Linked DNA regions of Homo sapiens: regions 1 and 2 are each linked to region 3. A link is a loop called in an ENCODE intact Hi-C map of the cell type or tissue named here. Cell type or tissue: GM12878. All regions are shown on one strand.

Evidence for each region. Hi-C counts contacts between places; a loop is a spot of excess contacts. Peaks named below come from ENCODE experiments on the same cell type or tissue, not always from the same donor. Only the 100,000 strongest peaks of a DNase experiment are listed, where the experiment ranks them.
Region 1: a loop joins it to region 3, with 2.2 times the contacts of the local background. A loop is called at or near these places in 5 of 110 quality-filtered maps.
Region 2: a loop joins it to region 3, with 4 times the contacts of the local background. A loop is called at or near these places in 5 of 110 quality-filtered maps.

Annotation. Positions count from the first base shown.
Region 1 is chr3:72,260,613-72,268,612 of GRCh38, reverse strand. No RefSeq gene overlaps it. Among named protein-coding and RNA genes, the nearest start is that of LINC00870, 110 kb to the right of the region's middle. RefSeq lists enhancers at 1,580-1,649, 2,505-2,614. In GM12878, a CTCF peak has its summit at 3,062 (motif pointing right); DNase peaks (open chromatin) are centred at 1,473 and 2,768.
Region 2 is chr3:72,079,411-72,087,410 of GRCh38, reverse strand. The region is part of intron 2 of LINC00877 (long intergenic non-protein coding RNA 877); the gene reads left to right. It also overlaps the pseudogene CCDC137P2 and the pseudogene CCDC137P1. Among named protein-coding and RNA genes, the nearest start is that of LINC00877, 17 kb to the left of the region's middle. RefSeq lists enhancers at 1-251, 4,951-5,050 and a silencer at 5,391-5,460. In GM12878, no CTCF peak of the experiment used is centred here; a DNase peak (open chromatin) is centred at 4,840; H3K4me3 peaks cover 566 bases; H3K27ac peaks cover 4,051 bases.
Region 3 is chr3:72,160,290-72,168,289 of GRCh38, reverse strand. All of the region lies in intron 2 of LINC00870 (long intergenic non-protein coding RNA 870), which reads right to left. Among named protein-coding and RNA genes, the nearest start is that of LINC00870, 13 kb to the right of the region's middle. RefSeq lists enhancers at 3,487-3,596, 4,107-4,376, 5,377-5,476, 5,497-5,546. In GM12878, no CTCF peak of the experiment used is centred here; DNase peaks (open chromatin) are centred at 3,859 and 3,979; H3K4me3 peaks cover 590 bases; H3K27ac peaks cover 2,815 bases.

The sequences.
Region 1 (8,000 bases), 100 kb before region 3:
CCTCACATGATCTCCCCTCTGTGTGCATGCACCCCTGCCTTCTCATCCTGCATTCAATTTTCCTTTTCTTATAAGGACACTGGTCAGATTGGATTAGGTGGATTAGGGCCTGCCCTACTTTGAAGGCCCTATCTCCAAGTGCGGACAGTCACGTGCTTTAGGGCCCACTTATTTGACCTCATTTAATCTTACTACCTCTTTAAAGACCCTATGTCTAAATACAGAAACATTCTGAAGTACTGGGAGTTAAGACTTCACCGTGTGAATTTTTGGAGAAAAATTCGGCCCATAGCGTTCTCCTAGGGCTTTGTAAGTGGGTGACTGATGACAACATTGAGAGGGAGACTGGGAGGAGCAGTTGTTAAACAGGAGTGGGGAAGAAACAAAGAAACAGGGGCTGGAATGCACAACCCCATTGCTGTCTTGCTTTGGTTACCTACTTGTTTTTATTTTTGTTATTATTATTTTTTTGAGACGGAGTCTTGCTCTGTCACCCAGGCTGGAGTGCAGTGGCAAAATCTTGGCTCACTGCAACCTCCGCCTCCCAGGTTCAAGTGATTCTCTTGCCTCAGCCTCCCGAGTAGCTGGGATTATAGGATTGCACCACCAAGCCTGACTAATTTTTGTATTTTTAGTAGAGATGGGTTTCACCATGTTGGTCAGGCTGATCTTGAACTCCTGATCTCAGGTGATCCACCTGCCTTAGCCTCCCAAAGTGCTGGGATTACAGGCGTGAGCCACTGCACCCAGCAGCTACTTGTTTTTAATTTCCAGACTCTCCTGCTCAGTTCTATTAGTCTCTGAGAGTATCCTGTTCTTGTTTAAAGGATATGTTATCTTTTCTTTCTGAGGAATTTTTTTTTTTTTGAGACGGAGTCTCGCTCTGTCACCAGGTTGGAGTGCAGTGGTGCAATCTCGGCTCACTGCAACCTCCGCCTCCCGGGTTCAAGTGATTCTCCTGCCTCAGCCTCCCGAGTAGCTACAGGTGCACACCACTACACCCAACTTGTTTTTGTATTTTTAGTAGAGACGGGGTTTCACCATGTTGGCCAGGATGGTCTCGATGTCTTGACCTTGTGATCCACCCCCCTCGGCCTCCCAAAGTGCTGGGATTATAGGCGTGAGCCACCACACCCGCCCGGAGGATGTTTTTGAAAACCTTCTTCTGCTTCTCTGTTTCTCCCTTTTAGTCTGTTTTGGTTTCTGTGAAGGTGGAAATACTGTTCACATGTCTAGGGGGATGCAGTTGTCTGAAAAACCTGTGGGTGGGCATTTTTTCCAAAGAGTCCCTGATATGGTTTGGCTGTGTCCCCACCCAAGTCTCACCTTGAATTGTAGCTCCCATAATTCCCACGTGTTGTGGGAGGGACCTGGTGGGAGGTAATTGAATCATGGGGGTGGTTTCCCCCATAGTGTTCTCATGGTAGGAGTAAATCTCATGAGATCTGATGGTTTTATAAGGGGAAACCCCTTTTGCTTGATTCTCATTCCCTGTTTGTCTGCCACTATGTAAGATGTGGCTTTCACCTTCCGCCATGATTGTGAGGCCTCTCCAGCCATGTGGAACTGAGTCCATTAAATCTCTTCTTCTTTATAAATTACCCAGTCTCAGGTATGCCTTTATCAGCGGCATGAGAAAAGACTAATACAGTCCCCAAATATCAAATTCCTTGGGTCTTTGCTTTTGGCTCAGCCAGCCTCCCTGGGGAAGAAGCATCTAAGGGTCTGCTTGGGGTTGACAGTGTGTGTGTGTGTGTGTGTGTGTGTGTGTGTGTGTGTGTGTGTGTGTGTGTTGGGGGCCATAGTCACGGGATGCTGAGGAGCTAGAGGATGGCACTGTGGAGCTGAGTTGGAGATAAGGGTCTGAGCCTCACTCTTCAATGGACTGACGCTCATTTACTCCCCTGTTTTCAGTACAGTTCCTCATTCCTATCCTTAGTAGGGTCTGGTGTCCCCTAAACCAGCATCCTTGGCATAGCATCTGCTGAGAGTCAGCTACGCATTTGCAGCTGCAGAGCTGGGGCACTTGCCTGGTAATGTGGGCCTGGGGAGAAGATAGGGGAAGGGAGTGGTTAAGCTTGTAATGACTTTCAACCACCCTTCCCAGCCTGCCTCCAGAGGTACCTGGTACCTCCAGTTCCAGAAGCTTCCAAGATTCAGCACTGCATGATCTCTCCTTATTTGCTGCTGTCTCTGCAGGCACTTATTAGAGAGGAGAAAGCCAAGATCCAAATCGGCTGTCCTTTTCTGTCCATTCTCCATCCCCGTAAACTTCTTGACATTTCCTATTTGCTGTTGTTCCCTCTCCTGTTTATGTCTTATTTGTTTATAGCTTTTTTATTTTCTCCCCCTGACTCTAGTGAGTTTTGAGGACTGAGCAGAGATCACCATCTACGTGGTTAGCTGGAAGTTCGCTTCCTCTCTTAGACTTAGTCTCCTCCTCTAGAAAGTGGGGCTAGTAATAGTTTCTACTTCAAAGTCTGTGGGAGTTAAGTGAGAGAGTGCATGGAGCATGCTTAACATGTGATCTGGCAAAAATATCCAATAAATACTAGGAAAAACAGCCAAACAAAATTATTGGCCTTGTTCTTGGGTCCTTGTAAATTCCTAGAAACAGTGACATAGTTCAAACCACAGAGCAGAGCTTCTAGCTTAACGTTCTGCTTGCCCACGTCTGATGCTTGCCTTTCCCCTAATACTGAAAAAAGAAGCAAAACTTGGCATTTACCCACAAAGAAAGGTAGACCAAAGCAACACTCTTCAAGCTTTACTGCGTATTCCACTCACTCGGGCTCTTATTAAAATGCTGATTCTGACTCTGTTGCTTTGGGGTGGCTGAAGAATTTGCATTGGTGCTGATGCTTCTAGTCCTGCTGGTACAAAGACCACACTACGAATTGCAAGAGACTAACTGGTAGAAACTTATCCTGTGGGCCAAGACAGAGCAGGAAAAGGGGAGATGTCCTCCTGGGACTCCATTGGCTGGTGGTCTTTTAATGGGGGCTTTTGTCCTTCAGGATTGAAATCTAGTGGGAATACTGTGGGTTCCTCTAAGTGGCCACAAGATGTCATAATGTCATTACATGAATTCTCCCAGAAAGGTTCAAGTCTGGGTGTCAAGTTACATCCCTTAAAGCAGAAAATGGAAAGTGGCAGCTATCTAATCAGTGCTGCTTCTGGGATCATCCTCGGTCAAACCTTCCTCCCCAGGGTAGATGTCAGGCTGATGGCAGAATCTTTGTCTTACCATCTTTTCCCACTCCGACTTTGTTAATAGAGTCACGTGAGAATCACGTGGGCCCTAGAAACAGGGTCTGCCATGAGAGAAGACTGTTCTCTTTAGAAACATAAAGTTCAGAATTTCCTATGGTATAGCTCACAGAACCACAATCTGGAGGGATGCTTTTCATAAACAAAGGTCTTCTCGAACAAATCAGTTGGGGAAATACTTCATGTTCCATCTCCTTCTTTAGATGTCCTAGATTCTGAAGATGATCATGTCAAAGGCTTTGGTAAGACCTGCAAGAATCCATCCTGGTTGATATCAGTTACTCCTGTGCTTCTCAAACACCTTCAACCATGTCAATCCTCCTCCCTGCCATGAATACCATTAAAACCTACAAAGTATTTTAGGTTTTAATGCAACTTTAGCAGAACCAGTGGTTGTACTTTCACACTGGAAATGGAGGCCCATGTGGCGCACTTAGGGCAGGGTAGGGAAGAGAGATGAGTTTGAGGTCACCTGGCTAGAAACATGAGCTCGCTGCATTTCGGAAGCATCAGACAAACAACATCATCTCTACCATGATCATGGCCTCGTGTACTTTCTTCTTCATATTAGTTGTCTGACTTTATTTACTCTCCCTAACCATTAGGTGAAACCGTAAGAAATTGCTGTTTGTGGAGGTAGGGAACAATCAAATGCCAACAATTTCACATGGTTCCAGCTGGACTAGCGATTGGTACACTATGGTCTGTGGGCCAATCTGCCCCAGCCCTGTGTTTGTGAATTAAGTTTGATTGAAACATAGGCATCCTCTTTTGTTCACGTATTGTCTATGACAACTTTCACGCTTTGCTGGCAGAGTTGGGGAGTTGCCACAGAGACCGCCAGGCCAGTAAAGCCACATTATTTACTATCTGCCCTTTTACGGAAAGGTTGCTGCCCCCAGTGTAACTGCTAGGTAGCTCCTTGAGGAGAGAATCCACAGATGAGAATCATTTTTGTAGCTTTTCTGCTCCCCACAGCAACACTGCACCTGTAAATAGTAGGCGCTTATTAAGTATTACAGTCTATTTTCTGCTGCTGTAACAGAATACCACAGACTGGGTAATTTATAAAGAAAAGACATTTATTTAGCTCATGGGTCTAGAGGCTGGAAGTCAAAGGGCATGGTGGTGGCACCTGCTTGGCCATCTGATGAGGGCCTTCTTGTGGCATCATAATGTGGCAGAAAGCCTCACGTGGTGAGGAAGCGTGCACATGTGATGGAGAGGAAACTCATCCTTTTATTCGAGAACGCTCCTGTGATAACTAACCTGCCCCTGTGGAAACTGCATTAATCCATCCGTGAGGGCAGAGGCCTCATGACCTAATGATCTCTTAAATGTCCCAACTCTTAATACTGTTGGAATGGCAATTCAATTTTGACATGAGGTTTTGGAGGGGACATTTGAACCATAGCAATCAGTACTGGATACAGAAAAAAGCCACGAGCCTTATTCCTGGAGAAGGATGATACCTGATCTTTCATCTTCTTCTCCAGACCTTTGGCTTCTGTGTCTTGACTCACTCCCAGATGTTTGGCAGGCAAGCTCCTACTGCTGCCAGTGAAGTCAGCTTCCTCCTTTTTGAGGAAAAAATTCTCCAAAAAGTCTCTAAGAGCCCCTGGACATCAATCAGCTAGCTCTTAGAGCTGTGTGGATGAGGATGTATAAATGAAGCAAACATATGGATTATATTTCCATCAAAATACACACAGGCTCCGAAATTCAGTGGGAAAGAGCTTGGCAAGGTCATTCCATTACTTGGCCATTTCCAAAACTGTTTGAGGAAAGTCTGATATATTTGATAAACCTCAATCACAGTGTGGAATTAACCTTTCTCTCCCCAGACTGTGCAGGAAGCTCAGAAGGAGTGGGGAGAAGGCCACTAGATTGAACTACTCCTTCCAAAGCTTCTTGAATCTGACTCAGCGAATCATTGGCAGCTACTTGTGTCCTTTAGGGAGTATATTTCTTTAATCCCCCATGGACGGGCAAAATGGGGGCAATGGTATAATTTGCTAGGGTGGTATTCTCATTTTCCTTCTGATAGATGCCTAGTGTTGTTTAAAAAAAAACTAAATTAAAAAAATTGATTACACACCATACATGTTTATTGTCAAGAAAATGAGAAGAGACAGATGAGCAGAAAGAAGAAAATCACAACTGGTCTAGTGTCATTTGACAGTGATGAGGCAGCCAAACAGTCATTGTATGCTTACATATTTGAGCAGAGCTGGGGGAAAAATTGGGGAATAAGAATGATCTTGCTTAAAGTGCAAGGGACCTTTGGAGGCTGAGAAGACATGAACACATTCTTAGGGCAGAGATGAGGAGCTAGGGGGGTGGGAGGCATCATTCCCTGATTTGGATTCTGTTTTAAGCCTTTCAGTTTGGTAATTTGAAGGATTCTGCCCTTTGCCCTAAGCCACTGTGCCTTTTAACTCTGGGGCGAGTCAGGAATTTGGCTCTCTGCACCAGGAAAACATGAATTACTGTAACTTTTTGTGGGCCGATTAGACTGTGAAAATAATAATATTTTTGGCAGCACAATTGAAGGGACGGGGCTGCTGGCAGAATAGAATCATTTACTGCCTTGACTAGCAAAAGTCCCACTCGTGCCAGTAAACACCAGAAATGGGAGATGGGGAGGTTGACTTCACCCTCACTTGTGCCTCTTATTTTGTGCTCATTGCAAGGTGTACCTCTGTTATTTTTTGGTGCAATGCAAGACCCTGCTGAAGAGTTACCTTACCTTCAAACAGTTTCCAGACTCTCTTTCCCTTTATACCTCCCCCTCCAGAGGATTGAATGCTGTATAGTTCTCTTCCCGCTTTCCTTGCAGCCAGAGTGGCTGGGCTACCCAGATATAGCCTGTGAGTCTTCTTGGTGCAGCATTTGGGAAATCTTCCTTTTTCCTGCGCAGAAGTGATTGATGCTTTTAGGTTGGTGCAAAAGTAATTGCAGTTTTTGCCATTAAAAGTAATGGCAAAAATCGCAATTACTTTTGCACCAACCTAATATTTTCATAAGGCCAGCTTATTCCCAACTTAAGCATGGATGAGGTGCCTGGAGCTGAAGCAGCCATCTTGTGTCCACAAGAGAAAAGCCTAGAGAATCACAGAGGTTGGTCCTGAAATCATTGAAATCAGTGTCAGTGACTGCCTTCCTTCAGACCTTCTGTTAAGTGAGAAAATACCCCATTTTCTATTTAAAGCAGCATGAATCAGGGTTTCTGTTATTTGCAACCAAATGGCGTCTTGGCAGATGCACCACATGACCCGCTCAGCTTGGCACAGAGACAGATGCCCATCATCGTTTATAAACTTAGTTGTGGCAAAAATATACTTTATATTTTGTTCCAAGTTTGGTGACTGTGTCTAGGTCTCAGCAGGGAACTGATGATATACTCAAACAGCATAATTAAAGAAAGTTTAATGAAGGCACCAGTGGCAAGGGTATTGGAAGATTTAGGGTAACCACAAGAGATTGGTTAGTGCCCTGGGGCTTCCAGCTGGGAGCTGTTCTCACCCTTAGGCTAACAGGGCAAGGAAAGGAGCCAGAAAGAGGAGTGAGAGAAGGCTGCCTGACAGGAGTGTGCCCTGGGGTGGAGGGATGCTGCCAACTTGCAATGCAATAAGCACCCTGGCCTCTCTCTTTCCACCCACCAATCTCCTGCCAGTAGTCCCCTCTTCTCCATGGGGAGTATGTTCCCAGATCCCTAGTGCGTGCCTGAAACCATAGAATACTACTGAACCGTACACACACACACAGACACACACACATATATATATATAGCACGATTTCTTTTTCATTCTTCACAATTTCACAGATGCAAGATTCATTCTTACCACAGATCTTAGCAACCTCGCCATACAATCTTTTTCTTTCCTTATTAAGTCGTGAACTTTCATCTTTTCACTTGAAGGAAGCACTTTACAGTTTCTCTTTGGCATACCTGAATTGCCAGCATCAATACTCTTGCACTTTGGGGTCATCATTCACTAAAATAAGGGTTCCTTGAACACAGGCACTGGGATAGCACGAGAGTCGATCTGATCACCGAGAGGGCTACTAAGTGACTAGACGGTGGGGATTGTAGACGGCGTGGATCCAATGGACAAAGGAAGGATTCATGTCCCAGGTGCGCTGAAGTGGGAGAGTACAAGATTTCATCATTCTACTTGGAATGGTGCACAGTGGAAAATGTATGGATTTTTTATTTCTGTGATTTTTTTCCATTTAATATTTTGGGACCATGGTTGACTGTGGGTAACTAAAATCATGGATAAGAGGTGACCACTGTACTAAGAAGAAGCCAGAGGACTCCGTACGGGGCGGCCTTCCAGGACACAGAGCAGGGTAGAGGAAAATGGCAGGTGAATCTGGAGGGGCACACAGGAGTCTCCAGCGTGGTGGCCCACTCATGAAGGGTCTGAGGCATTCCAGGGAGCTGTGCTCCACCACTTCAGAACCACTGCTCCAGCTCCAAAAGCTTCGCCTTGAACTTGGAGTGCTCTTTGCTCTGTGTCTTCTCTCCAAGAAGTGGTCTCCACCCTCTGGCCAGTGCCCCGTGGCTGCACCTCCAGCTCTGCCTGGCCTGCGGCTAGGGAGGCTTTTGCTGAAGCTGTTCATGGCCAGAGCACCCACTGGGCTGGCTGCCTGGCACAATTCAGGATGCTAATTGGGCACCCGGCAGCTGCGTGGAGTGCTCTGGAATCAGATTGGTTTTTAAA
Region 2 (8,000 bases), 81 kb after region 3:
TTTTCCTCCTTTTTCTGCCAGACTTTATCTAGTCGTCGCTTCTGGAACACTTTTTTTGCTTTTTTCAGCTCAGACTTCTCCTTGGGAGCTGCCTGGACCTCTGGCTGCTGGGTGGCCTGGTTCTTGCTGAGGAATAGCATGTGCTGGATAAGGCCTAGTCGGACTCCCCCTTCCTCTGCTTGAACTTGGGGACGGCAATGTCGGGCTCCACTCCCTTTGCTTCCTTTTCCAGTGTCTTTCTGAAGCCCACCTGGGCCGCTTTCTTCCTCTTCTTGTTACCGGTCGGATTTTTCATCTCCCAGCGGCTCCTCATAATCTCCCGGAGCTGGAAGGGGATCTCCTGTTTGTCCTGGGTTTTGGGCTTGCAATTCACTTTCTCCTCTTTGCTGTGAATCCTGGACCACGGGGCTGGGCACTGCTTCCCCAGCAGCTGCACTTGCTGCCGGCTGCTGCTCCCGCCGGGGACTCCCAGGACCCGCCGGCGCCCTGGGCACCGCTGCCCCACCTCCAGCTTGTGCCATCCCCACGCTGGAAGCTTCCCTAGCGAAGCCACTTCCACATTCCTCCATTTTTTAAAGTGATTAAGAAACACTGGCTAAAACTTTTTCAGTTGTAAGCAATAAAACCCAATTCAAACTGACTTACGCAAAAATGAAGTTCAGGAGTCTGGACTTCAGGTATTGCCAGATCCAGAGGTTCAGATACTATCAGCAGTGCTTTTTCTATCCATATTACACACAGACTGTCTCCAAGTAGCTGTCCGTGAGGGCTCCTATGAGTGTCATTTACATCTTACTGCCAGCTATCTGGGAGGATTGTGAAACACTGCCCAGCTCTAACAAGCCTAGATTAGACAGCAGTGTAGGCGCTAAGACTCCCACGTATATGGACAGAGAAGATAAAAGACCTTCAGCCATTTCACAGTGCTGCCTGGGGAGGGCTCATTTTCTCCTCATATTCTAGGAGAACAAGAAAAACAGGGCTTCGTAATCTGGTAGGTATAAATTCAAATCTAAGATCTACCAGTTACTAGCTCTGTGATCCTTAAAGTTCTTGAAGCTTTGGTTTTTCATCTGTAAAATGGAGGTAGTGGTAGTCACCCGTAAGATTGTTGCTAGGATTAGTTGAGACCATGCATGTAAAGTTTCCCACAGAGCACCTGCACATGCTATATCTAAAAGAGGAGAGGAGGAGGAGGAGGATTGTAAGTGGGGGATGCTTATTTCCTGTTTCCAGAGAGGGGAGGACACCTGCCCTCTCCAAATGTTTTCTGCTCTTGTGTTGTTTTGCTCAAGGTTGAAATCCCCAGGATAGAAACTCAGATTGGCCAAGCTTGGGTGATGGGAAAGGACAGGTGAAGTCAGTGCACCTTGCTTGACCCACCAAGACCACCCAAATCGGGGTGGAGTGGTTCCCCAGAGGAAAATTGGGTGCTGTTAGGAGAAAGGAGGGGGCAGACACTGGGTAGGAAAAGTTGCAGATGTCCACCGCAGGCATCCTTCGATGCAGTATGCCAGGAAGCCCTGATCCATACTTTCTTCCCCTCACCCCCTTGTGTCTATTTTCTCCTCTAGTGGGATCTGCAGAGAAGGAGGAGTAGGTGATTGTGGCTGACACAGTCAATTGCCTCCCCCAAGGACCTTTCCCACCTTCTTTTAGCTGGCTAAGTTCAAGAGTTGACCATCTCTGGCCTGCTCTGCCTGATGTGTGCTATGTGCTCGGCTCTGCTGACTCCCAGGGGCCTCCATCACAAGGCGAGCCAGGGTCATCAGCTGTCTTAATAAGTGGTGTTCAGGGACAGGGTAATGGGACCCAGCCCTTCCTAAGGTGTACCTGGGCTGCGACTCAGAATGGATGTTCAGAACAAAGAGACACAACTGTGAGTGACCCCAGGCCCCACAGGCTGACCGTCAACCAGGCCCTGGCCCTAGTCCATCGGGCACTCAACCCTTGCAAGACGTGGACCCGCTGATGCCCAACGTGTGAACGAGTACCTGGAGGCCTCACCCCCACGCTGCTAGCATGGCCAGAGAAAAGGATCTGCCTGCCTCTCCCCCACCCAGGTGTGGCAGCTCCTGGTGCCAGTTTTCCAGGAGTGTGGCCAGGCCCCAGGTCTCTGCATCACAGCTGTGGCTCTGGCTTCTTCCAGGAAGTGAGGTGGGGTCGCTCCCCATGCAGCTGCAGCTGCTGCTGCTTCAATGCTCTGTAAGCCTGCACTGCCAGTTCTCTCTCCTCCCCTACAATCCGCTGGTGGGCCAGGGAGACAGGGGCAAAGGGCTCCTCCCCAGCCCCAGGAAGGGGATATCACTTGGACTCACCAGATCATGGTAATTCCATTGCCAGCAACTGTGGGTACATGACTATTATAGCGAGTGGGATTTAATGGAATACCCTCTGGGCACCTCTGGGAGAGTTGTTCCTCCTGAATAAAAAGATACATGGGCCAGGCACGGTGGCTCCTGCCTGTAATTCCAGCACTTTGGGAGGCCAAGGCAGGTGGAATACTTGAGGTCACGAGTTCAAGACCGGCCTGGTCAATGGTGAAATCCCGTCTCTACTAAAAATACAAAAATTAACTGGGCATGGTGGCACAAGCCTGTAATCCCAGCTACTTGGGAGACTGAGGCAGGAGAATTGCTTGAACCTGGGAGGTGGAGGTTGCAGTGAGTCGAGATCATGCCATTGCACTCTAGCCTGGGAGACACAGCAAGACTCTGTCTCAAAAAAAAAAAAAACCGCAAGGAAGAAAACCCCATCTCTTCTTCAGGCTGATGTTTCTGGGTTCACATGTGATACGTGGAACAGTGGCAGCCTTCAGCCTTTCTGGAATAATGAAGAGACAAGCCCAAGAACAAAGCCAACATGATGAGGATGGCAGGACAGAAAGACGGGGAGAGGCTAATCCTTATTGAAGTCAGTCATTGGCTGAGCTATCCATGGATACTACCTCCAGACTTCCTTTGATGCCTTACTGCCTAAACTACATTCAGGTGGGTTTACTCATACCCTAGCCAAAGCATCTCAGTGATACATATATATGCTCATCTATTTCTAAATCTCCAACAAGGGTAAGGAAGCCTTTTAGGTCAGTGGTTCTCAAAGTGTGGCCCCTGGACCAGCAGTATTGACATCACCTGGAAACTTACTAGAAATGCATATTCTTGGGCCCCATCCAGTTCTTGTCAATCTGAAAGGGAATGGGTGCAGCAGCAATCGTGCTTTCACAAGCACTCCAGGTCATTGTGATGCATGCTACAGTTTGCCAACCTCTGCTTTATATACTACTCTGTTGTCATACTGATATCAGAACTGACCACTGGGAGTGAGAGCACCACTCATTATTCCATCCAACTTACCTTTTTCTATCATTGCTTCATTTGATTCTGCTATCCCTAAAACAAACAAACAGAAAAACAAGAAAAAGGACAAGGAAAAAAAAAAGGGAGAGAAAGAGAGAGACAGAAAGGATTTGAAAACCGTTGGCCAAATAAACCTTTTGCTTTGAGTTTCAATCTGCTGACTCTGGGTCATCAGCTCCTTCCAAAAAAGACTTTGGGTGTCTGCAGAAACCTGTAGTTACTAGAATGTGGTGGACATTTCCAAAATATTTAGAAACACTAATAATCACTGTTATCAATAATGCTCCATAGGGATCTCCCTTGAGCTACTGGAAGTGAAGTTAGCAAGGAACTTAGAGAGGCGTGTACTGCCTGGGGTGAGCAAAGAGAATTTGGAGGGACAGAGGAGCCCTGAGAATAATGTTAGAAAAAAAAGGAATGAAAAACTTGCTGCAAAAAGGAGAAAAGAAGGAAAGAAAGAAAAGAAAAAGAAAATGATTCTCATCAGGGAAGCCAGTGAAGATGGATTTGTTTTCCAGGACTCAATACATTTAGACAAAGGAGCGCAGAGAGGAGATCCAGGTTTAGGGGTGGTTTGAGCAAGGTGTCCAGGAGGGAAGGCAGGGGCACGTCTGGACACCTGGGCAGCCATGGATAACGGAGAGAACAGGTCGTGGGAGTGATGCTGTGTGGGAGGAAGAATGCCTCCACAGGATTAGACTCTGGCACCACCCCCTACTAACTTTGGTCTTAGGCAGCTTCCCGAGCTTCTCTAAGCTTCAGTTTCCTCAACAGCCAATGGGCTCAGTGATTCTTATCTCACAGCTTGTTGGAAGGTTTACATAAATCAACGTACTATGATCTGAACTGCATATCCCCCAAATTTATATGTTGACGCACTAACCACCAATGTGTCGAATTTGGAGATAAGACTCTCGGGAGGTAATTGAGGCTAGATGAGGTCAAGGGAAAGGAGCCTCCATGATAGCATTGGTGGCTTTATAAGAAGATGAAAAAACAGAGAGAGAGAGAGAGAGAGAGAGTTCTCTCTCTTTACCATACAAGGACACCACAAGAAGGCAGCTGTCTACAAGCCAGGAAGAGGGCCTTCACCGGAACCAGAATCAGCCAGCACCTTAATATTAGACTTCCAGCCTCCAGAACTGTGAGAAAATAAATGCCGGTTGTTTAAACCACCCAGGCTATGGTATTTTGTTATGGCAACCTGGACTGACTAATACACAAGGTATATTAAGGACCTTGCATAGTGTTTGGCTCATTCTAAATGCTCAATAAATAAATAAGATTCATAACAATGAATATATTAATTAGCAATAAGTTAGGAAAATGAGATTGCCAAGGTCTTTGAATGACTAAACTGAGTATGTAATTTATTATCTGGACCATGGGGAGTTTCTGAGCAGGAAACAAAAAGAGGAAGCATATGTGTGCATAGCTCTGAGGTCAGTGTGACAATAGGGCATTACATAAGGCGGGATTCAGCAAACGTGAGGGTGCGTCAGGATCACTTCGAGGGCTTGTGAAAATATAGGTTGCTGCCACCTCTACTTTCTCTTTCAGATTCAGCAGGTCTGGGAAGGGGTTCAAGAATTTGCATTTCAAGTAAGTTCCCGGGAGATGCTGATGCTGCTTGTCTAGGGACCAGACTTTAAAAGAGGGAAGAAGAAAGATAAAGAGAGAAAAAACAGACAGAGACATTAGCATGACCTTTGGTCTGGAATGGCAGCAGAATGCTTGCTCTGCAGACATTCAGTCCACACTGTGATGGATGACGGAGAACGGAGGTGGTGCCTGGAGCTGCCAAAAGTAATTGCTTCAAGCATTGCACGCAATTATGGCATTGGTTTTTTTGGTTTTGTTTGGCTTTAAGGGTAAACCACTATAATTAGAAAACTTGCAAAATCCTGACTTACAAAGTGAGCAGATTTTCAAATCAGAGAAACTTCGTTTTCATGCCTTCTCCAAGTTGTGGATCACTGCTCAGAGATGACTATTTGGGGCCGGTTGCTAAGACTGTTACTAGTTGCAAGGTAATATCATACACAGTGCTGGTAAGGTCAGCTTGAGCTGCAGGCCCATTAGGATGTTTGGTTGAATGTGTGATGGTAGGAGTGAGATGGTCTGGTTTTTTTGTTGTTGTTTTTTTTTGTTTTTTTGTTTTTTTTTTTTCTGATTTTTCTTAGGACCCTGAGGTGAACATATGTGGTTTATTCCACATAGTGCTTATTTCTTCTTTACATTTGTACCTGCACTCTCCCTTTATCTTTCTTTGGGAAAATCCTTGTCACTGCATACTTCTTCTTCTTCTTTTTTTTTTTGTTGACAGAGTTTCACTCTGTTGCCCAGGCTGGAGTGCAGTGGTGTGATCTCAGCTCAGGCCAACCCCTGCCTCTGGGGTTCAAGTGACGCTCCTGCTTCAGCCTCCTGAGTAGCTGAAATTACAGACACGCATCACCACACCCAGCTATTTTTTCTATTTTTAGTAGAGACGGGGTCTCGCCTTGTTGGCCCTCAAACTCCTGACTCCAGGAGATCTGCCCACCTTGGCCTCCCAAAGTTTTGGGATTATAGGCATGAGCCACCACGCCTGGCACACTGCATACTGCTATATGGTGTCTGTCAGGCTGCTAAACTCCTCAGTCTTCCCGTAAGCCACAAGGTTGGCCATGGGATCGAGGTCTGCCCAATCCTAGTGTCTTCTCCCTTCAGACCCTGTGACTGGGCTAAGGAAGCTTGTGACCAGACCAGCCTATCAGAATCCTTCTCTGGGATTCATCCATAAACCAAAAGTAAAATTCTAAGTCCTCAGCCATTTTGATGGACCCCATCTCTTGGCCAAGGCATTCCAAAGTTAACCAGAAAAACTAGTTCAGGCCATGATGGGAAGAGGGAGTCAGACATGCTTCACCAAACCGTCCTCCCCTTTTGGAATTCAGGCTCACCTGACCAGCATTAACATCAACTCAACCTTAAGACTGATAGAACAGACGTTTTAAGTGTGATAAGAAACATTTACAATCTATTCTGTCTGCAGCCTGCCACCTGAGGCTTCATCTACATGATAAACCTTGGTGTCTACAATGCCTTATCACAACCCAGACATTCCTTCTGTTGATCCCAGGTCTTTAGATAATAACTCTTTCAACCAAATGCCAATCAAAAAGTCTCTGAATCTGCCTATGACCTGTGAGCGCCCCCGCTTCCAGTTGTCCTGCCATTCCAGACCGAACCAATACACATCTTACATGTATTGATTGATCTTCTTATGTCTCCCTAAAATGTAGAAAACCAAGTTGTAGCTCAACCACCTTGGGCACATGTTCTCAGGATCTCCTGAGGGTTGTGTCACAGGCCATTGGTCACTCATGTTTGGCTAGAATAAATCTCTTCAAATATTTTACAGAGTTTGACTCTTTTTGTTGACACACCTTTGGGCACCAGAAGAGAGAAATCACTGTTTCCTTGGACGGCCCTAAGATGTGATGATGTGAGTGAAGGATGCAGTTCACCCAACCCCATAAATGAATGGAGTCCTCTTGTAAGAGGGAATCAGCCCCAACCTACAGAGAAAAGAGAAGCTAAGTCTATGCAGGGGAGGGAGAAAGGGGGAAAGGAAGGAAGAAGAGATGGGGAGGGAGGAAGGGACAGTGGAAAAGAGGAAGGCAAGGGGAGGGAAAAGAGATCCTTGTCATTCGATTCACTAGCATCCCAAGGCTAATACCACATTCAAATTTTCACTCGCATGAGTCAAAAAAACTTCCCCATTTTACTTAAGCTTTGAGTTGGTTTCTGGCACTTTTAACTGAAAAGGTCTGAATAATAAAGTTCATCAATCCACTTGTAACCTAACTTCTAGAATTCAGGTTGTGCTGGGAAATTGCTAATTCAAAACTCAAGTGCCTACATCAGCGTGGGAAGGAGTCCTTTGGAGCTGTCTGAAATTTCAGGGCATTGTCCCCATTGGAAGCTTTGAACATTACACTTAGAAATGCTAATGAGAAAGAGAGAAAAGAGGGAGAGAGAGAAGGTTTAACCAATTTTCAAAAGCCAAAGTCAGTCTTTTTAGGAGAGAAAGGGGAAGAAAAAGGGATGGAAGACACTGGGAGTGTTTTTAGTGGCTGAGACAATGGAGGGTCTTCCTTACCAGGTAGTGAGGAATTTTTCCTACAAAAAAGACACGAGTGGCTTTTGTATTTGTAGACAGGACTAACCCTCCTGGGGGTGAGCTGATCAAGGTGAAATTATATAACCTATACAGTTAACTAAAGTGAATTCATCTCCATGCCCTCAGCAAGAAGAGTGAAAAAGAGGGCTGACATGGTGTTGGTTCTGCCCATCCTCACCTGCAAGGGGCATGTGAGAGCTGAAGTAATCAGATTTACTTCCTACCTCTCACGGTGCAAGCACCTCACTGTGCTAGTGGGCATTTGAAGGGATTTTCCAAATGCACCTTTAACTGTACACAATTTTCATCTTTGTAGAAATTTAGAACCCGACTCCCTAAATAACATGAGACATCACCATCACAGGCCTCATATTACAAGCCTGTACAGAGGGTGTGTGTGTGTGTATGTGTGTGTATGTGTATGTGTGTGCATATGTGTGTGTCTCAGAATATATCTGATGGTTATTTGAAGCTCA
Region 3 (8,000 bases):
CACCTCCGGCTGTGCGGCCTGGTTCCTAACAAGCCATGGACAGGTACTGGTCCATGGCCTGGGGGTTGGAGACCCCTGCCAGGAAGGGTACTTTAGATTCAATCTTGCAGGGAACCTTCGGAAACGGGGTGCATCTTGGGTGTCCTGATGAGGGGTGATATGACGAAGTATTTCTACTTGCAATTCTCACCACCTGTCACTGGTTAAGGGCTGTCCCCAGAGGGGCATACATTTTCAGGCATCGCCAGCACTTGACTGGTGCAGCAAGGCTCTAGCTGCCTGAGAGCAGCCCCTAATGAAGAAGTGCAGGGACAGACTGGTAGGAAACAGAGTCCCTCAGGAGCTGGTGTGCACAGAAACAGTGAAGGGGTTAGGTGCAGAGCTCTGAGAGTATCTACTTCACAGTCATTCACTCAACCAGCATTTACGAGAGCTACAGTGTACTGGGCACTGTCCTAGGTTCAGAGGACACAAGGATGAATGCAAACAGCCAGGTTCCCTGTTCTCAAGGAGCAACTAGACCTGACGTGATCTAGTCGGGGAGCAGGGATCTGAGCAATCCAGTTGACAAACAGATCATTACCAATTGGGATACATGGCTACAGGAAAACTATGGGGTTATGAAACAGCAGATAAGAAGACAGAAGGTGGATTGAAGTGGGTTAGAGAAGGCATTCTTCACAGTTTGGCAGGGAAACCCTTGGTATTCACCGAGAGTCTCAAAAGAGTGTGCAGGTGAACAGCTAATCTTCTCTGGTCTTTCAGTTTTTTGGGGGGTGCTAGAAGGCCTGTGCAAAAACACAACAGGTACACCAAGACCACAGATTACTTATGGTGAGAAAGATTCATGGCTACATAAATCACCTACCCAAATTTATGTTGCAATTTTTCCTAAGCAAAGCCCTATATACCACTTTAGTCCTTAAAACCTACTCAAGGTATATTTATTCACAGACATCTTGGGACTTCCATACTTTTGGTTACTACGAAACATGCGGGCTCTAGAGTCAGAGTGTCTGAGTTCAAAACTGGCTGGATCACCTAAGTAGCTGTGTATCCTTGGGCAAGCAGTTTAACCTCTCTGTGCCTTCATCTGCAGATTGGGGTACATGTACCTACCTCACACAGGTTCTTTTGTAAAGAGTAAATGGAAATGAGTTGATGCTTGCAAACTGCTTAGCACAATTTCTGGGCATACTCTAAGTACTAAAAAGGTAGCATTATTTATATTATTAGATATTATATTTGAACAGATATCCTTGATACCGTTTTAAGTGAAAAAGTGAGATTTTTCCAAGAAATAGTTTGAATGGATGTTCTCACACTTTGGCCTCAGAACCCTATACCTTTAAAACTACATGAGCCCAAAGAATGTTTTTAAAAATATGTATTTAAAATATTTATTAACTCATTAGAATAACAATAATAAACCCCTTATATGTTAACATGTGTATCATATTTTTATGAAAAATAACTATATTTTCTTAAAAGTTAGTAAAATAAAGTTGTATTGTTTTTACATTTTTGCCAATCTAATCTTTTCTTTTTTCTTCTTTTTGAGGCAAGGTCTTGCTCTGTCACCCAGGCTGGAGTACACTGGCACGATCACGGCTTACTGCAGCCTCGATCTCCTGGGCTCAAGCGATCATCCTCCTGCCTCAGCCTCCCAAGTATTTGGGACTACAGGTGCACACCACACAATTTTTTTTTTTTTTTTTTTTTTTTTTTAGCAGAGACAAGGACTCACTATGTTGCCCAGGCTGTTCTTGAACTCCTGGGCTCAAGTAATCCTCCCACCTCAGCCTCCCAAGGTGGTGTTGGGATTACAGGCTTGAGTCACCATGCCTGGCCTCAGCTTCTGTCTTAATTGAAGACAGCCAGATTCCCATATATGTTCTTCATTCAATCTATTGGGATGCGTTGTTTTGGTTAAAATGTATTTAAAAATTCAGCTTCACACAGTTGGAAACGAAAGGACGATTTTAATACCCTCTTCAGATAACTGTGGCTATTCCTTTGTGATACTATACCAAAACTCAACAAGTGGTAGTTTTTGTACTGGTTAGATGCAACATGAAATCTGAAAACCTATCAGTGAGCTTTTATATTTTATCATATTAAAATCAATCTGTCTATGTTGTGTTTTAAATGGACCTTTTACCCATGTGTGATTCTATAACATTATATCAACTATTTGGAAAATATTGGTTCACAGAGTTCTGCAGATCTACCAAATGTTGACACATTTTGTTACATAATATCAAAAGGTCGCATGTGTTCATATCCACACTGATCTTATCAGAAGAGTCTTCAAACATGGGGAAGCTGTCAAGCACATAGTGGAGGATATAAGTTTTCCAGAAATTCTGTTTTTTGATGGCAAGCTAAAATTTTTTCATTGGCAGCAATGAGAAGGCATGAGATTGCTACCTAGCCTTAGTCTCACATAAACTCAAAGCTTCCCTCCCCAACTTCTCTCTTCTTCAGTCTTTGCCATGCACCAGAGGTCCTGTCTTTCAGCAATGCTCTTCTGCAAGTGAGGTAATATTGTATTAGCTTTTGTGTGTCACTGATTTTTTTTTCTTTTACCTTTTTCTGTATAGTCTGGATAAGCCTATTGTTTCTGCATCTAACCCTGCTAGCTTCAAATTACTTTCTCCTCCTCCCTGTGGAATGGTGGATTGGTTCCCATGAGCAGTCAAAGACAAGACAGGGAACAGTATGAGGCCACCTACTGAATAGTTCTTGAATCAGTCACCTTCCCCCACTCCTAGCCACCACAACTTAGCCAGAAGCCACCATTTTCTTTGGCTGGGATTTTGGCAACAGGCTCATAACAGGTCTGCAGGCCTTGAGTCTGGAGGCCTCGCCTAGTCCATTCCCTTCTGGCAAGCCAGAGAGCAAATCTGCAGCAGTCCTGCCCCGATACCTACTGCAACCTGGGAGAAGAGCACAAAGGAGGGTGCAAGGCCCATCTCCAGCCCCACGCATGTGGACCCCACAGACTGCAAGTCCAAGAGTTGCCCACCCCTCCTGTACACACACGGTTGCCTCTCAGATTGGCCTGCTGGACAAAAGCTGTAGCAGCCTCCCTGGAGAAGGAAGAGGGACAAGAGAAAGAGGTGTGCACAGACCCTAAAGGTAGGCTCAGGATGTTTGGAGCAGGAGTTCCAAGTATGTAAAGCATGATGCATAAAGAAGTGGATGTAGGTTCCAGGTGGCGAATCCTTAGGTATCACCACTCCTCAACCAGGTTGTCGGGGAGGCAGTGGGCTCCAGGGTAGAGCCCTATAAATCACACCCTAAGCAAGAACCTCAGGTGCCCGTGTCTAAAGGTGTAACAGTGTGCAAATGTAACCTACATGACCCTTCATCATTCACAGGATCAAGTGCCCACGCCTTGGTCTACCAGGCCTCTCCCAGTCTGGCTCCTGCCTACCTGTCTTTCTTGCCCTTGACTGTGTCTGGCTCTCGTCCCTAGGTGCCCCATGCTGTCTCACTGCAGGGACTTTACAGCACGTGACCTCCTCTGGGCCTTGCCCTGGATGACATCTCATCTTTGCTGTGCTCTGCTCAGAGATCATTCTTCCCTGGCACCCCAGTCCGCCAGCTCTAGACTTAAGTCTGGGTTGGCTTCTAGTCTTTGGCCTTCACAGCTTTCATATCCTCTCTGTCCTCCACCACAACAAAGCATGACAGCTATCATTAGGCAGTGCTCACTATTTACAGCTAAGGGCACTGAGTGCTTCCAGTAACTCTATGACATGCATGCTGTGTTTATGCCCATTTTACAGGTGAGGGAACTGAGATGAAGCATCGTAACTAATTTGGCCACAGGGCCAGCTAATAAGAGAGTCAGGCTCCAAGTTTAGACACCAAGCTTTTAACCACTGTGCCAGTGATTTTCGGTCCTTAAACTTTTGAGTACAACAGAATCACTGGTGTGCACACGATTGATGTGCAGCAGAGGGGAGAGAGTAAGTTTATTAAAGTACAGACTCCTGGGCCCCACCAATCCAGAGATTCTGATTCTATAGGTCAAAGGTGGGGCCCAGAAAGCTGCATTTTTATAAGCTCCCCAGGGGATTCAGATGCAGGTATTAGGGGGAACCACACTTGGAGAATCACACACTTTCCTGCCTAACCGCAAGTCCTAAACTGCAACCCGCTAAATATAATTAGGTCTTCTGGGCTCAGCAGGGCCCCTGAGAAGGAGGAAGAAGATACTGCGTGCATCTAGCAAGTTCTCCACACCACCTGTGGTGGTGGTTGGAGTGGGGAGGGCCTTTCCCTGGGGGGAAGATACACACCCTGGTTGCATCATATAGACACAACACCAGAGCCATAATCTGGGGTGTCCAGAAGCCAGCACACCCTCCACATTCTGTGTTCAGCTCCGGCTTGGCCACAATTACCTGGAACCTGGTCTGTCTGCCCCTGCCCCACCCCTCTGGCTGCTGCTAGTTAACTGGAAGCTGTGGCCACAGGGCGTATGGGCTGAGAACATAATTAGGGAGCCCATTCCCAGCCGAACAGCCGGAGGACTTTTGTACCTTGTCCATCTCTTCTCTGAGACTTGTCAAGACACTCAGTGGTTGGTCAGCAGCCCTGACTTGGGTACCATAAAGCAGGGAGGATGGGGGGCAGCAAAGAGGACTGTGTGGTGACCTCACTGGGTGGTCTCCTTCAAGCCTTTCCAGCTCTGCCAGCAAGAACAAAGTGACAAGGCCTCTTCTTAGAAGGAGGAAAGAGATGTGTCCTCAACTCAGGGGACAGCCAGGGCGATCTGAGACACTGGGCCTTTCTTTCACCTCATTGTTTCCTCTGTCATAATTTTCAATTTTCCCCTGCCTTTCTTTCTTTCTTCTTTTTTTTTTTTTTTTTTTTTTTAGATGGAGTCTCGCTCTGTTGCCCAGGCTGGAGTGCAGTAGCGTGATCTTGGCTCACTGCAACCTCTGCCTCCCGGGTTCAAACTATTCTCCTGAGTCAGTCTCCCCACTAGCTGGGATTACAGGCATGTACCACCACACCCAGCTAATTTTTGTATTTTTAGTAGAGATGGGGGTTTCACCACGCTGGCCAGGCTGGTCTCGAACTCCTGACCTCAAGTGATCTGCCCATCTCGCCTCCCAAAGTGCTGGGATTACAGGTGTGAGCTACCGCGCCTGGCCTCCCCTGGATTTCTATTCCTTTCTTAATCATCTTCTCTGTCCCTGTCCACTTTACCTTTTGAGAGAGATTATTCCCAGAGTCCCCAGTGAGTCATCTGTAGCCAGGTTGTGACCCCCTGACCAAGCAGGGCCAATGGGATTTCCCTCCCAGTGACCTGGCCTTAGGGCTCAGACTTACAAATCAAGTCGCTTCGTGGACTAAACCTTTAAGGTGCATAGACTTGGGCTGGAGCTGCCTGTGCTGGGGTGGTTGGGGTGGCCGTGCTGGGGAGGCATTTGGGAGTCACATGTTCTGGTGTGCAAACAGAGAGCTGGGGGCTGGTCTACAGCAAAAAGCAGGCAAATGAAGCAGAGAAGGAGAAAAGTGCTCCTTAAGAACCCAAAGAGAGAGGAGGAAGAGCCCATTTGCTTCCTGCCAGCTTTCCAATTCCCAGCACCAGTCTGTTGTGAGGAATTTCTAGTCTTAAACTAGAGGATACCCAGATGAATTCTTGTCCTTGTGACCTGCAAGATAACCTAACTCCTCAGGATTGCTTTCCCTGTGTTTAAGTTAGCGCAAGTGAGTTTGTTTTGGTCAAGCAAATCATCCCTTATGAAGACAGCCCTGCCAGGAGAGGTGAGTCCTGGGCTGACACACCCGGTGAGTTACAAACACTGGCTGAGCTTGGGGCTGTGCCAGGCATAGGATTTGATGAGCAACGAAAGAGACGCTGTCTCCACTGTCCGGGAACAGTGAGGGTGAGAGGAGTCAGCGGTGCAGAGAAGCAGGGTGGGGCTTCATCCTCAGGGAACGGCATTGATAGAAGCTCGAGCAACGATCGTTCCTATTATGTATGTTAAGCAAAGGGGCTGGGGGCAAGGTCAGAATGCCAGGATTCAAACTGGAGATCTGCCAGGGGCTAACCATGTGGCCCTGCGCACATTTCTTAAACTCTAGAGACTTCAATTTTCTCAGCTATGACATACAGATGGTGACCCTTGGAGTGCACTTATACTTAGAACAATGCCTCGCACTTAGGAAGTACTCAGTATTTGTCAGCTATTATTTTTTTCTCTGGGCGTTGGGGAGGGTGCTGGCTAGAGACAAGTGTCTTGAATTATATTAGCAGGGCCATATCATTGAAGGTTTTATAGATCCAGCAAAGGAGTTTTGCTTTTATCCAGAAAAACTATGGGAAACTTGAAGAATTGTAAGCCAGCAAGGGGCCTGGTCAGATGAATGCAGGGGTTTTCAACCAGCCTCCAATCTGAAGACATTGCTAGTTGTTACAACCTGGCCAGGGGCCAGGGAGGTGCAACTGGCCTCTGGTGGGTAGAGGTCAGGGTTGCCACTAGCCATCTTACAGGGTGTAGGACAGTCTTCTAAAACAAAGAATTATTTGGCCCAAAATGTCAATAGTGCCAAGGTGGAGAAAGCCTGGATTAATGTATTATAAAGAAGAGAAATTCTCAAAGAACTTAACACAGAGCTACCATTCAACCCAGCAATCCCATTACTGGGTATATATCCAAAAGAAATTATTCTACCAAAAAGATACATGCACTTGAATGTTCATTGCAGCACTATTCACAATAGCAAAGACATGGAATCAAGTTAAATGCCCATCAATGGTGGACTGGATAAAGAAAATGTGGTACGTATACATTGTGGAATACTACACAGCCATAAAAAATGAACAAAATTATGTCCTTTGCAGCAACATGGATGCAGCTGAAGGCCATTATCCTAAGCAAATTAATGCAGGAACAGAAAACCAAATACCGCATGTTCTCACTTATAAGTAGAAGCTAAACATCGGGCACTCATGGACATAAAGATGGCAGCAATAGACACTGGAGAGTACTAGAGCAGAGAGGGAGGAGGACAAGGTTTGAAAAACTAACTGTGGGTACTATGCTCAGTATGGGGGTGATGGGATGAATTGTACCCCAAACCTCAGCATCATGCAATATACCCAGGTAACAAACCTGCACGTGTACCCCCTCCATCTAAAGTTGAAATTATTAAAAAAAAAAAAAAGAGAGAGAGAGAAGAGTAATTAATTAGAAATGAACCTTTCCCACCCCAGGGGGCTCAGTTTCCCCGTCTATCAAAAGACGCACATAGGAGGATTTAGAAGGCTGAGTGCTGTGTGGCTTCCATGCCTGACCTTCCACGATCTGCTTATTCTCCTGTTGCGATGGACCCCCTGTCCTGGACCCTTCTGACACCAGCTATGTGGTCCTGACCCTGGGCCTCCTGAGCCTCTCATTACAGATAATCCTGATGGGGCCAGAGAGTATATGAAGTAGATAGGGCTCAGGATCTACTAATCCAACCGTGGGATTAGATCCTGGCACCATCCCTTGTCAGTTATGAGACCCAGAACAATTTTCTTTGCCTCTCTGCATGTCAGTTTCTCCATCTATAGAGTAGGACTGATAACACCTCCCCAAAAGCACAGGTTCGAGGGTTTGCAAAGCTCTCATTCCAGCCCCTGGTTCATCACAGATGCTCCAACAACATCTCCAAAAATGTGAGATTGCTAAACACAAGGGGAAGGCGTGAGAAATGCAGCCAAGTCGACGTCCATTATCCACGGAGAAGTCATTGCAGACAAGCTCTCTCCAGAAGCCTGTGACAACACCCATCAGTCAGAAGGAGCTCAGGGAATGTGTGCTCCTTTGAATATGTGCTTGAACTAATCAGGGAAGGAGAGCAGGAAAACAAAAGGAACCTTCAGAGTAAGGCAGGACTTGCAAACTCAGTGCCACAAAGACCAGGGAGGCGGCCGACTGCAGGGTTAGTTATGAAATTTAATTAGTAATTACTTGAGTGAATGGCACCAG